Regions from separate parts of the Homo sapiens genome. Here all the other regions are linked to region 1. A link is a contact called in ENCODE Hi-C or POLR2A ChIA-PET data. All regions are on one chromosome and are shown on one strand. The core of a region is the stretch at or near the end of the contact, and the rest is flanking DNA. Distances in the headings are between cores, read along the strand shown.

Region 1 (4,043 bases), core at 855-3,354:
AGAAGTCATGCCTACACAACTTTGAGAATTCCCAAGCACTAAACATCTCAGGAGCTGAACCATCTAGGGAACTCATATTCATGCCTCAAAGCCCTGTTCAGACTTGGTGCCCCACTTTTGTGGAGCTTGACCATATATGTCCCAGATGCCCCAGTTGTTCATTCCTTCTGCATAGCTCCATACTGTAACACCCTGACATTGTACGCATACTTCTCTACATTAACCATTAGCCAACCAGACTGAGTTGCTTGACACAGGGACTAAGGACACGTCTTTGTATAGGTTTTGCATATTACAACAGGCCAACTACAGCACCTGTCAGAAATGGCTGAAGACCTTAAAAAGCCAAAAAAAAAAAAAAACCACATTCAGAGATCAACTAAAACACACAAGGAGACACCCACAGGAGGACACTGGTGATTTCCTCTGAATCTTGAGAACGTCCAGCTGATTTTAGTGAAATTATTCATGCAAGTCTCGCGCAGTGAGTTGGGTGCTGGGATGTCTGGAGAAAGCTACATGGGCACGGAGGTCCTCTCTGTCGTCAGTATCATCCTGCACCAAACTAGCCGCGGCCCCAGTAATAATGCCACAGAGAAGCTTCCTCCATTCCATGGTCTTGGTTTTTTCTTTTGTTTTTGTTTTTTTGACAACAATCACAGTCACTCCCACGTCTGGATTTGTCAAAAGCCCAGGCCTGCTCCATCAGGAAAACCAGGGAGAAGGGGATTGCAGGCGGAGTTGCCTGCTCAAAAAAATGAAAGCATGCAGATTGTCAGGCCCCACTTGGGACTTAATCTGAATCTCTGAGGGTGGGGCTCCAGCACCTGCAGTTTTTATTTAAATCTTTTTTTATTTTTTTTTTATTTTTTTGAGACATAGTCTCGCTCTGTCACCCAGGCTGGGCTGGAGTGCAGTGGCGCGATCTCAGCTAACTGCAACCTCTGCCTCCTGGGTTCAAGAGGTTCTCCTTCCTCAGCCTCCTGAGTAGTTGGGATTACAGGCATGTACCACCACACCTGGCTAATTTTTTTGTATTTCTGGTAGAGATGGGGTTTCACCATATTGGCCAGACTGGTCTTGAACTCCTGACCTCAGGTGATCCACCCGCCTCGGCCTCCCAAAGTGCTGGAATCACAGGCGTGAGCCACCACGCCCGGCCCTTATTTTGTTTTTAACTGACACACAATAATTGTATGTATTCATGGGGTACTGTGTGATGTTTTGATACATGTATATTTGGTGTCATGATAAAATCAGAGTAATTAGCTTATCCATCACCTCGAACATTCATCATTTCTTTGTAATGAGAACATTCAAAATACTTTCTTCTAGCTCTTTTGAAATATACAATACTTTATTGTTAATGACAGTCGCCCTACTGTGAACAGGACATGGGCACGTATTCCGCCTATCTAACCGTAACTCTGGGTTCACGTCTGTCGGTCTAACAAGCCCTCCAGGTGACCCTGATGCACACTCGAGTTGGAAAGCCACTGCCTTCTCTCCATGCTTCTCAACAGTCATGACCATCAGAATCGCCTATAGGGCTGGTTAAAACACAGACTGCCAGCCCTCATGCCAGATTTTCTGATTCTGCCACTCTCCCTCCAACAGGGCCCCAGAACCTGCATCCCTAGCAAGCTGCCAAGTGACCTGCTCTAGGGATTTCTGAAACTAAAGAAGGGAGCTGAGTCTCATTTTGTATCCTTTTGTCATTTTTTTCTCACTTGTATATACTTTTAAATAAAGAATGGAGGCTATTTCTCAGCTGATGAGAAAATTCTATAGTATTGTAGGGTGGCCTTATGATGATCCAAGAATATACCAAAATAACCTCTTCAACAGAATACTATTTCCCCTTTTACCCTTCTCTCCCAATATTCTATGAGACCCCCAAAGGCAAAAAGCACCCCACATTTTGGACCAGCAGCTTGGCACTCAGCCTCCTTCAGAGGGGCTTCACCAGCCAGCCCCAGCCCAACTGGTTTCTACCTAAATACTCACTCCCTATGCACTATAGCTACTGACTTTGCCTCAAAGTGATTTCTCTCTCAAACGCCTAGTACATCAACGTCAATTGGCACTGGTTTCTGTTAACGAACAGACTGGCCTGCGCCAACCACAGCTTACCACACGTGTACTCGGCCTACTTCCCTATTTTCAATGCCTAATGATTTTTGCTGCGCCTGAACACATCTGGAGGGAGCCAGGCCCACTGGCTGCCTCTCGTCCCACTCCAGGCCCTCCTACAAAGGTGCACTCAGCAAACCCTCCAAGTACAGACAGGTTCTACAATGTTGCTCCAAGTCAGAGAGGAGGCCTCAAACAATCAAGGATTTTTTTTTTTTTTTTGGAGAAATGATCAAACCCGGGGGTGGGGACAGAACTTCCTGCAAGAAACCGCATCCTGAACAAGCATCACCACGACTCACTGTAAATAAATACTCTCTCCTTGCAGCACTTCCGTCAACTGTCAGGGCCCTGGCTCCAATCGCCTTTCAAGTCCAAACAGGAAAGGGGAGAAAAGAGAGTGAGATGGCAGATAGGAGGTTTAATTTGCTTCTTGCTGCAGTTTTCATTGGTGGGGCGCTTCCAATTCAGCAGGCCTGCCAGCTGCCTGGAATTGCTCCTGGACCCCACTTTTTCCTGTTAACCTTCATAATTGTATTATTACGGGCCAGCCCACAACTGGCCTACCCAAGGCTCAGAGGAGTGCGGCTTCTTCCCTACATCAGATAAGAAGCCAAAATCAAACAGGCCTGCTGCAGACAGAAAGGCAACTGATGTTTGCGAGGGATGCTCTGTACATGCCTCTGCTGTGACTTAACCCAAGGGATTGGGGGGAGTGGGGATGGCCATGGGGACTGGAGGGTAGAGGGTTCAAGAAGGAAATAAGTCAGTGACCTCAATTTTCTGGAAAACGAATGTGAAGGATATCCTTTTCAAAGTGCACAATGTGGCCGGGCAGGGGAAGATGTGCAAGGGAGATCTTTCATTTCAATAACAGCAATAGCAAGTACTTCTGGAGTGCAGACCACGTGGCAGGCATGACATAAATAGCTTCAACATACCTTTAGTCCTTAGTGTTCTCCATGGTACCTGTGAGGGAAGAGCCATAACCCCCATTTTACCAATGAGGAGGCCAAGTGTGGGAGGGCTACAGAAACACAGGCTGCTTCACAAACCGTAAGTGGCAAAAGCAGGAATTCAAACTCAGTTTTGCCTAAATCAGGGCTGCTGTGAACAGCTGGGAAGGAGGTGTACTGCACAACTGAAACGAGTGCCACACACATCTCCAGCAATGTAAATGGCAGCTCAGCAGTGTTTTGCCTGAACCGGAATGGGGCTGATGCTGAAGTCCACATTTTAACCATGGAATATACTGCCTCCCAAAGGTTCTGGAAAATAAAAATGAGCTCTGTCCAGAGCTTCTCAAGAAGTTCTAAGATTCTAAGGTAGTATGAACTCCATGGCTTTCAACCAAGTCAATTTGCCCTATATAAAGGGCCTTTCTTTGTTGAATTCCCTATAATTCAAATTTCCCATTTGTTTCTGTGTTATGTATGCCCCAAGTCTGTTTTTACACAGTATTGAAATTAACAATGCCTGGCATATTAATAATAGATATAAATATCTATCAATAGATATTTATACCTTTTTTTTTTTTTTTGAGATGGAGTTTCACTCTTGTTGCCCAGGCTGGAGTGCAGTGGCGCAATCTCAGCTCACTGCAACCCCCGCCTCCTGGGTTCAAGTGATTCTCCTGCCTCGGCCTCCCAAGTAGCTGCGGATTACAGGCACGTGACCCAACCCCAGCTAATTTTGTATTTTTAGTAGAGATGGGGTTTCACCATATTGGCCAGTCTGGTCTCAAACTCCTGCCGTCAGGTGATCCGCCCACCTTGGCCTCCCAAAGTGCTGGGAATTACAGGTGTGAGCCACCGTGCCCGGCCTATGTGTGTCTTTTAACACATACAAGTATCTATTGAAAACAACTCATAGGTGAGTGAGTGAGTGAGTGAGTGAGTGAGTGAGTGAGT
Region 2 (4,043 bases), core at 1,101-3,600, 440 kb before region 1:
TTTATTACTTTTTCTTTAATTTTTTGGTAGACTGCCCTAGTTTCCATTATTCTATAACCATCCTAAGTTGAGACATCAAAAACTGGCAGCATCTCTTAGCCAGTGAGCTGACACTGAGACTCAGGAGCAGTAGTGGGTCTCTGTGAATAGAAACTGAATCAGAGGTGGAGAGAAACAAATACCTGATTTAAAAAAAAAAAAAAAAAAAAAAAAAAACCAGAATCATAAGGAGTGCCCTTTATGAAGACGGGTATAAGAGAAAAAAAATAATGCTAACTTCAGTTGATTTTTATTCTTCTTCAAGACTATAATATAATTTTCTTATCTGTAATAGGCAGAATTCTACTGAAACACATATTAAATCTGAGGATTAATATATTATTTGGGGGAAATGTATATCACCATAAAAACGAGAATAGAATTACACAGTCAAGACACATCATGGATGGAAAACACATTTGGAAAGAATGTGACCCTGTTCATGCATCTCCAAAGACCCACCCTTGATAGGATTGAGTTTAAGTCTATCAAACACAATGTACCTCTTGTTTATCACCATATGGAAGAAGCGCATAAAAAGCAGACGTGAAGAGATTTAAAAAACCTTCCAAAAATAAAGCAAGAAAATCCAAAGCAGAAAAGGAAAAGTAGAGCGCTTCCTTTCTGCCTGTGAGAGACGGAGAGCATTTCAACAGCTGATTCCAGCCTCGAAGTATACAGCACACATAAAATAAATACAGGTCACAAAAATTAACAAATCATCATAACTGTCTAATACATCCTGGGCTGGCTGCGGAAAAACAAGATCATTCTGGATTTATATCTGTAAGTATGGGATTTCCTGGACAGCTAATATCCACAAACAATCAAACACAGGAGGAACACGGGGGAAAAAGGCAGCATTATTTCAAATTTGAGCTGAGAGTCGTGATTTGTAAAGGGCTGAACAGGAACTGGAGTTGAAATTTGAAGCAAGGAAATTCTTGTACTAGGCACTGATGGACACTTCTCTGTTTCTCTTGGCTCCGTACAGGTTTTTAGGTCACTGGGTTTTGAACGTAATGCCAAATGAGAATCTCGCTAGTACAGAAGCTTTGAAAATGACAACTAACTTAATCTCTCAATTTAAATAAAATAATAATAATAAAAAAATCTAATGATACTTCACTCAAGAGTCAGAGCTTTTTATGAGACCTGTTGCCAATATTAGTGTCTTGGAATGATCTCATCTTTCATCCTGGCTAAATTCCAACACACAATTTCATTAACCCAGGTACCGCAGGTGATAAAACTCATTTTTCCCTAAAGAGACAGCTAAAAAGTACCAGTTATACGTTTATGAAGTACCAGCAATCAAAATTATGGATTTTCTAAAAGGTTTTTAACTACTTTTATTGAAAGGAAAATCGCTGTCTCAGACTTTTGTGACACTATTGCTAATAATAAATTTTACCATTTAGACATGGCCATAATATGGTAGACAGTGTCAATAAAAGTATGGAGCAAAGATGATCCCTGTCTTTTAAGTAATGCCTTCTAATTACATGCCGGAAATGATCACATGAAATACCTAAGCTAACTAATGGCTCTTAAAATATAAGAACACTCAACAATGCATCTACAGTGATATAGATGTACCGCATGCACATATGCAGTTATATGTAGAATTAATTGCATAAGTAGACATTCAAAAAATTTTCCAATGTTTTCAAAGCCTACAAGAAAAATTTAAATTTAATTTGCATTTCTAACTAAAATCTGTTTGTTGAAAAAAAATGCGTTCAAATGTTATTTGCTTCCTTTTGAGCAAAGAGGTGGCACTGGGCCTGTTATCTTTGGCAAACTTGTCTAAACTTTTCTATCTAATATTCTATATATCACTAGAGGGCACTGTGGTATTTAGGCCACTTTGACCTCTTCGAGTACTAAGAAAGGTCTTGAACTCCTAAGCAATGTCAGAAAGGTTAAAAAAGACATTAAAAGGGGGAAAAAATTTTTTTTGGTAACACCCTATTTTTATTTTTCTAAAACCAATAAAAAATGCATGATAAGTAGAAAAGTCAAATTCATAAAAATATACAGCTCATTTTGCAATACTCAAAGACTTGTCACCTCAGATCTGATGGGGAAAATTTTCATCCTCATCTTCTCGAGATTTAAATTGTGAGGCTGGAATTTGATTTGCATACATCCACAATTATAGACAGCTATTCCCTCTACATGGCTGAAGTCTCCTACACTAACTAGAGGTAATTTCACTGCAGAACATTCAGGCGTGCAAGCCGAGAGCCACAAATGGGTTTGAAACAATTTATGATATCCGGCCTCCTTCGACATGTATTAGCATATACCTGGTTTCTTTAACATACACTTTGTTTTTCCAAAACCACAAACATAGTTGCTGGAATTTCATGTGGAAGTGCTTAAGGGGCTGAAAGTTAACACCTTTGTGATCCACGCTGCCTCATGGTGGCTGTTAAACAAAAGCCTCTTTGTCGAGGCTTTCTTGAAGTGTTTTCTTAACATGTTCCAAGTAGTTTTAGGCAGGGAACTAAAGTAAACAAGATGTTACCATGATAAAAACACTTGTGAAAACATTACAGAGCACACTTAGTAGTTTCTTTCACACAAAACTCTTCACAGTTTTGAAAAGTAAAATTCACAGAAAAAAATTTTAAAAAGCAAGTTACCAATGAAATGTCCTCTACTGTCTACAGCCCTCGACCTTTCGGGAAGGGTCAAAGTTCCATTTCTGGGCATTTTCTTCAACATTTCTCTGTCTTCCATTACAGCACATATACAGTTTATTTTGGCTTTCATAAATTACATACATCTAACAAGCAAGGGAATTTTTGTTTTGTTCTGCATGAAGTTTTTCTCCCTGAGAAATCACCAAAAGAAAAAAAATTCTTTTCAAATAGGATACTAAGCAAGGATACAAATGATACTTTTAGTAGACGTTATACAAGTGGTCACTTAAAAGAAAAACTAGGAGAAATGGAAACATTTTCCCCCAAGCACATAAGAGTACCTGGTGTTTGTGAAACTATGGGCCTGCATTTGATTTTACCTTCTAAGTTAAAAACAGGGAAATGTGGTCAGGATTTAACCTTCAAATCTACTCCTCATTTTGCCAATGCATTACATGAGCATTAAAAAAAGGGAGGGGGAGGAAAGGGAAGAATTACAAATCCACGTTTTTACTAGTGAAGATTGTGTCTTTCACCTGGTTTGAAAAGAAGAAAAAAGAAAGGACTCAAGTGGGGAGAAGATGGAAGAACGCCGATGAGCTTCACACCACTCTGGATGATACGGGACTTGTTTTTGTTTTTCTGTTATCGGAGGATGCCAAGCAATGCAGGGCTGGACGATTTCATTAGAGTTAGCAGGAGCACCTGCTGCTATCAGTTAGCACTAACAAATGCAACAGTCACATGATAACTCATGGTTGATAGATTAAAAAAAAATCAACACTAAAACTGCAAGTTGTTTTCAGAAGAAACAGGGAAATAAATGCATACAATAGACTGGGTATCTGCTGATTCTGATAAAGCGTCCCTCTGTTGGCGGTGAGGGAAAGACAACAGGATGGTTATTTGTACAGTATTTATCTTTGAAATCAAGGGCCCTGTGGTATACCTCACCTTGGGAACAAATGCTGCAGAATGATCACAGAAAAGTGTCAAATCTCTGGTTTTGATTTACCAACAGTTATGATATTTCTTCCTCAGGAGGGAAAAAAAAATATGCTTCAGTTTTAGACCTGTGAGTCCCCCCCACCTCTCTTTTTTCTGAACCCCTCTCTCTGTTAACAGTGGCACAGTATTGACAGATGGGATTTTTATCCTGAAGAACCAAGCTTGGCCTCTGTAACAGTTACAGCTTATTAATCTGGAGCTGCAGAAGACCAGAAAGCTGTTACCTGGCAAAGTCACTTCCTCTCCCTTAGTCTGAACCCTAAAAACTGGGTGGAAGAACCCAAGATCAAGGAAGTACAGCAACCATGGTTGGTCAATGAAATCATGGGGGCGGGGGGGGGGGGG
Region 3 (4,043 bases), core at 622-3,121, 350 kb before region 1:
AACACAACCACCCAATAATTTGTCAGATGTTTGTTGAACAGGGAATCTCATGAACAGTCTATTTGAGTTGCGTAAAGGATCTCATTATTTTTCTTGAACTTTCACCTGTCTAGCTAACTATTTATGGGAAAGGTACTAACAAAGTCATTCCAATGATGTCAAAGACTTCTGAGACACCAGAGATGCAGTTAGATATAAATATTAAACTACTTATTTTGCCTTAAAATCACTCTGAGATTATCTTTGAAGGTCTTACAGCTTTGAGAATATGCAACTTCCCATTGTTTAGGGGGAAACGCTGGAGGAAATTTGCATAATTTGAGAAAGAAATCGAACTCACCAAATACCTTAGTGCAGTTCATCTCTTTTGTCAATCTCTCTTTCTTATTAGTACAGGCAAATCTTTTAGTGAAGTGAATAATACTTTGGCCAATGACCTTACGCCAAGAGTACACCAGTGCTCAGGTCACATTTTGACCTTTCTTCCATCCAACATAGCTGAAGGATATGACACTTTATAAACAATTACACTGACTTGCTCTTACTCTGATTCTAAATAGGGCTAATGAGGAGGTTGGAATCAGTGGCACCCAACCTCCGAAACAAGCCCCAAAGATTCTCACCATTTGGTATTCATGCCTTGGATAGTACCTTCCAACACCATGTCAGGGCCGGTCTCTGTGACCAATAAATATGGCAGAAGTAATGGTATGTGATTTCCAAGGCTAGGTCACAACTTGGATCACTCTGGGAAAAGCCAGCTGCCACATCACAAGGGCACTGAAGTCACACTATGGAGAGGTCCACAGCCTGAGAACTTGAGGCCTCCTGCTGACAGCCATGTGAGCGAGCCATCTTGGAAGCGGCTCCCCTAGCCCCAATCATGCCCCAGCCTCACATTTTGACTGCAATCTCATGAGATGCTATGAGCCTGAACCACCCAGCTAAGCCACTCCCCTATCTCTGACTCACAGAAAGTGTGTAAAAGAATAAATGTTTAAACTGTAAGACACTAAGGTTTGGAGTAAATAACAGAGTTATCCAAATCTGATCATGAGGGCAGTTGCATGTCATCTGGCTTGCACACACTTTCTTCCTGCAGGAACACTCTTCCCTGCCCCATCCTTGCCACATGGGGATCACTACTACCCACAGTCCTAGTTAAGAAAGAGGAACTCTAATTTTCACAAGGCAGCCAGTTTAAAAAGACATCAGTCTATAATCAGGGTACAAAGATACAAAGAAATCAAGAATTCCAAAATGCCTGGGCTCTAGCTGGGCCACTATAGCGTGCTGTTGCCTTTGAGACTCTGAGGTGAATCTGTTCATGAAACCTTGAGCCACTTAGAAGAGGGATAGACAGCAGACAGGCAGGCTACTGAAATGAGTTGAAGTCCATGGCAAAGTGGGAATGGGCAGCATTTCTCTGCTCCAGATAACTGGTGCTATGTATATTGCTTGAACTTCTGATTTTTTTCTTTTTTAGGAGATGACAGAAAATGAGATTTTCATGGGAAATCTCCAGATTTTTTAAATCTTTGCAAAGAAAAAGAAAGCCTTCAAAAAGTTCGAACCAAAAAAAGGTTAAATGTTGTGTGCATAAACAAAACAGTATCTAGCCTGCGGGCCATCAGTTTGCAATCTCTAATGGGGAATCAATTCCTTACTTTCTTCAACCTTGCTCCCATCATAAAACAAATCTCTCGATTCCTATTTTCAAGAAATTTCATTTTCTAAGCTTCTTTCACATTTTTCTTGGATATTCCCATGTTTTTCAACTAAACAGTACCTCCCTGTTTGTAACAGAGTTGTCACGATGGCTGTTAGAAAACATTTGCCCCGTTTTTCATAAGTGCAGTATGTAATGTGATAATACAGAAGTGAAAGAACAAGTCTCCTGCAGGTGTGAGGAGAACCACCCTTGGGGGGAAAAAGTAACAGGGCAATGAAGAGTAACAAATTACTCAGTCCCCAGGAGAAGCAAGTCAACTCTAACTAGAAGGCTTGATGAAAAGATAATTTTATAATCCATGCTTCCCTTCCCAACACATCAAGACACAATAAAATGAGCATACTCCCTGATCTTCTTTGCATATATGTAACTATAATGTCAAATAAAAAATAACTGTGCAACTGCCTCCTTAAGAGTGCAGGGAAGAACTAGGAGGGGGTCAGAGTGGGGAAGCATGATCATTGCACTCTGTCTTTTCTTCTCAGCAGTTGCACTGCCATTACAGGAGAGCTAGGGTCCTGCACAGAAGACCTACAGAAGTGAACAATTCACTGTAGAATTTGCAACCCATCTGGCATATATCAAAGATTCAGAGACGATAACATAGGTATATGATAACATAGGTATGGCCATTCTAAATGCACTTCGCTCTGAAATGCATAGGGGGTTGACAACTGCCACTCTCTGCCCATCTACTACCATCAGAAAGCCTCAGTATTATATAAAATTCAATTTTTTGTGTGTCCAGACCACTGTAGGATCTCACAAGTAATAACCCAAACCAACATCATCATAATATAATGATCAGAACAACAGCTATAAGAAGGGCAGGTAACATTTTGAGCTACAGGTGCCAGATTCTGTGTGTGTGTGTGTGTGTGTGTGTGTGTGTGTGTATTCTTAAATTAATCCTCTGAATTAATCTGCTGGGTAGACATTTCTACTTTATAGAAGCTCAAAAGTGAGCTTTAGCCCAGGCACGGTGGCTCACGTCTGTAACCCCAGCACTTTGGGAGGCCAAGGTGGGTGGATCACCTGAGGTCAGGAGTTCGAGACCAGCCTGACCAACATGAAGAAACCCCGTCTCTACTAAAAATACAAATAAAATGAGCTGGGCATGGTGGCACATGCCAGTAATCCCAGCTACTTGGGAGGCTGAGGCAGAAGTGCTTGAACCCGGGAGGCGGAGGTTGTAGTGAGCCGAGATCGCACCACTGCATGCCAGCCTGGGTGACAGAGCAAGACTCCGTCTCAAAACAAAACAAAACAAAACAAAACAAAACAAACAAACAAAAAAAAAACTGAGCTTTACTTGGACAAGGTCCCAGAGATGGTAAATGATGGTTTTTAGAATTTGGGTCTATCTACTCCAAAGAGTTACCAAATTAAGCTTAATTGTCTCATCAATATCTCAAGCTCAAGATTAAGGGTAACCCCAAGCTTTTTCCTAACCAGTTAACATATTCAACCAATGAATGTAATGCTATGACATTATGAGTCTAAAATAAAATATAATTCTCAATTATAGAATTATTAATAAAACAAAGACCAATAAACTTCACAGCTGGGAGAGAGGTATGAGAAACACAACTGTAATCAACATTTGGAAATAAGAAACAAAGTTCAAGGATCTGGCTTTTACAAAAGCCAACAGGAAAATCACGATGTAGGCTGAGTGCCATGACTCACGCCTGTAATTCCAGCACTTTGGGAGGCCGAGGCAGGCAGATCACTTGAGGTCAGGAGTTTGAGACCAGCCTGGCCAACATGGTGAAACCCCGTCTCTACTAAAAATACAAAAATTAGCCGGGCATGGTGGCACACGCCTGTAGTCCCAGCTACTTGGGAGGCTGAGGCAGAAGAATCGCTTGAACCCAGGAGGTGGAGGTTGTAGTGAGCTGAGATCGCACCACTGCACTCCAGCCTGGGCGACAGAGTGAGAGACTCTGTCTCAGAAAAAAAACAAAAAACAAAAAAAAACAAAATTAGCTGGGCATGGTGGTGCACGCCTGTAATCCCAGCTACTCGGGAGGCTGAGGCAGGAGAATCGCTTGAACCTGGTGAGTTAGGGAGGAGGTTGCAGTGAGCAAGATGGCATCACTGCACTCCAGCCTGGGTGACAGAAGGAGGCTCCATCTCAAAAAAAGAAAAAAAAGAAAACCAGGATGTGCCAGTCTGTGTCTCTAAGAGGGAGGGCAAGTACAGAGACCCTTGTGGGACCCTAAAATCAGTATCAGCGGAAACTGAAGGTCACGTTCCTCCCCCTCAGATTGAGGACAGGAGGAGGCTGGTCTGTGGAACCGAAGCAAAC

The links. A loop is a pair of places that touch in the nucleus more often than their neighbours do. ChIA-PET counts read pairs that join two places held with the same protein, here RNA polymerase II (POLR2A). Pooled maps may share reads with other maps.
Region 2: a map with no recorded cell type shows a loop between it and region 1 (6-fold over the local background). The contact joins two enhancer-like sites. A Hi-C loop is called at or near these places in 2 of 168 maps with a recorded cell type or tissue (both naive thymus-derived CD4-positive, alpha-beta T cell), 8 of 37 single-sample maps with no recorded cell type and 13 of 50 pooled maps. POLR2A ChIA-PET finds 5 or more read pairs at or near these places in 2 of 52 experiments (B cell and naive thymus-derived CD4-positive, alpha-beta T cell).
Region 3: a map of B cell shows a loop between it and region 1 (3-fold over the local background). The contact joins two enhancer-like sites. A Hi-C loop is called at or near these places in 2 of 168 maps with a recorded cell type or tissue (B cell and PC-3), 11 of 37 single-sample maps with no recorded cell type and 11 of 50 pooled maps. POLR2A ChIA-PET finds 5 or more read pairs at or near these places in 5 of 52 experiments (T-cell, activated B cell, activated CD4-positive, alpha-beta T cell and 2 more).

Annotation. Positions count from the first base shown.
Region 1 is chr3:71,442,032-71,446,074 of GRCh38, forward strand. The region is part of intron 3 of FOXP1 (forkhead box P1); the gene reads right to left. Among named protein-coding and RNA genes, the nearest start is that of MIR1284, 98 kb to the right of the region's middle. RefSeq lists enhancers at 1,835-1,944, 2,335-2,474. Within about 2 kb of position 2,105, at least 27 of the 41 ENCODE cell types and tissues checked have a DNase peak (open chromatin) inside an H3K27ac peak, as active enhancers do; they include B cell, where a contact is called at or near this core.
Region 2 is chr3:71,005,126-71,009,168 of GRCh38, forward strand. All of the region lies in intron 12 of FOXP1 (forkhead box P1), which reads right to left. Among named protein-coding and RNA genes, the nearest start is that of FOXP1-AS1, 280 kb to the right of the region's middle. Within about 2 kb of position 2,351, at least 6 of the 41 ENCODE cell types and tissues checked have a DNase peak (open chromatin) inside an H3K27ac peak, as active enhancers do; they include B cell, where a contact is called at or near this core.
Region 3 is chr3:71,088,505-71,092,547 of GRCh38, forward strand. All of the region lies in intron 7 of FOXP1 (forkhead box P1), which reads right to left. LOC124906247 (a long non-coding RNA gene) reads left to right here. Exons shown (of 2, transcript XR_007095956.1): 2 at 1-211. Among named protein-coding and RNA genes, the nearest start is that of FOXP1-AS1, 200 kb to the right of the region's middle. Within about 2 kb of position 1,872, at least 2 of the 41 ENCODE cell types and tissues checked have a DNase peak (open chromatin) inside an H3K27ac peak, as active enhancers do; they include B cell, where a contact is called at or near this core.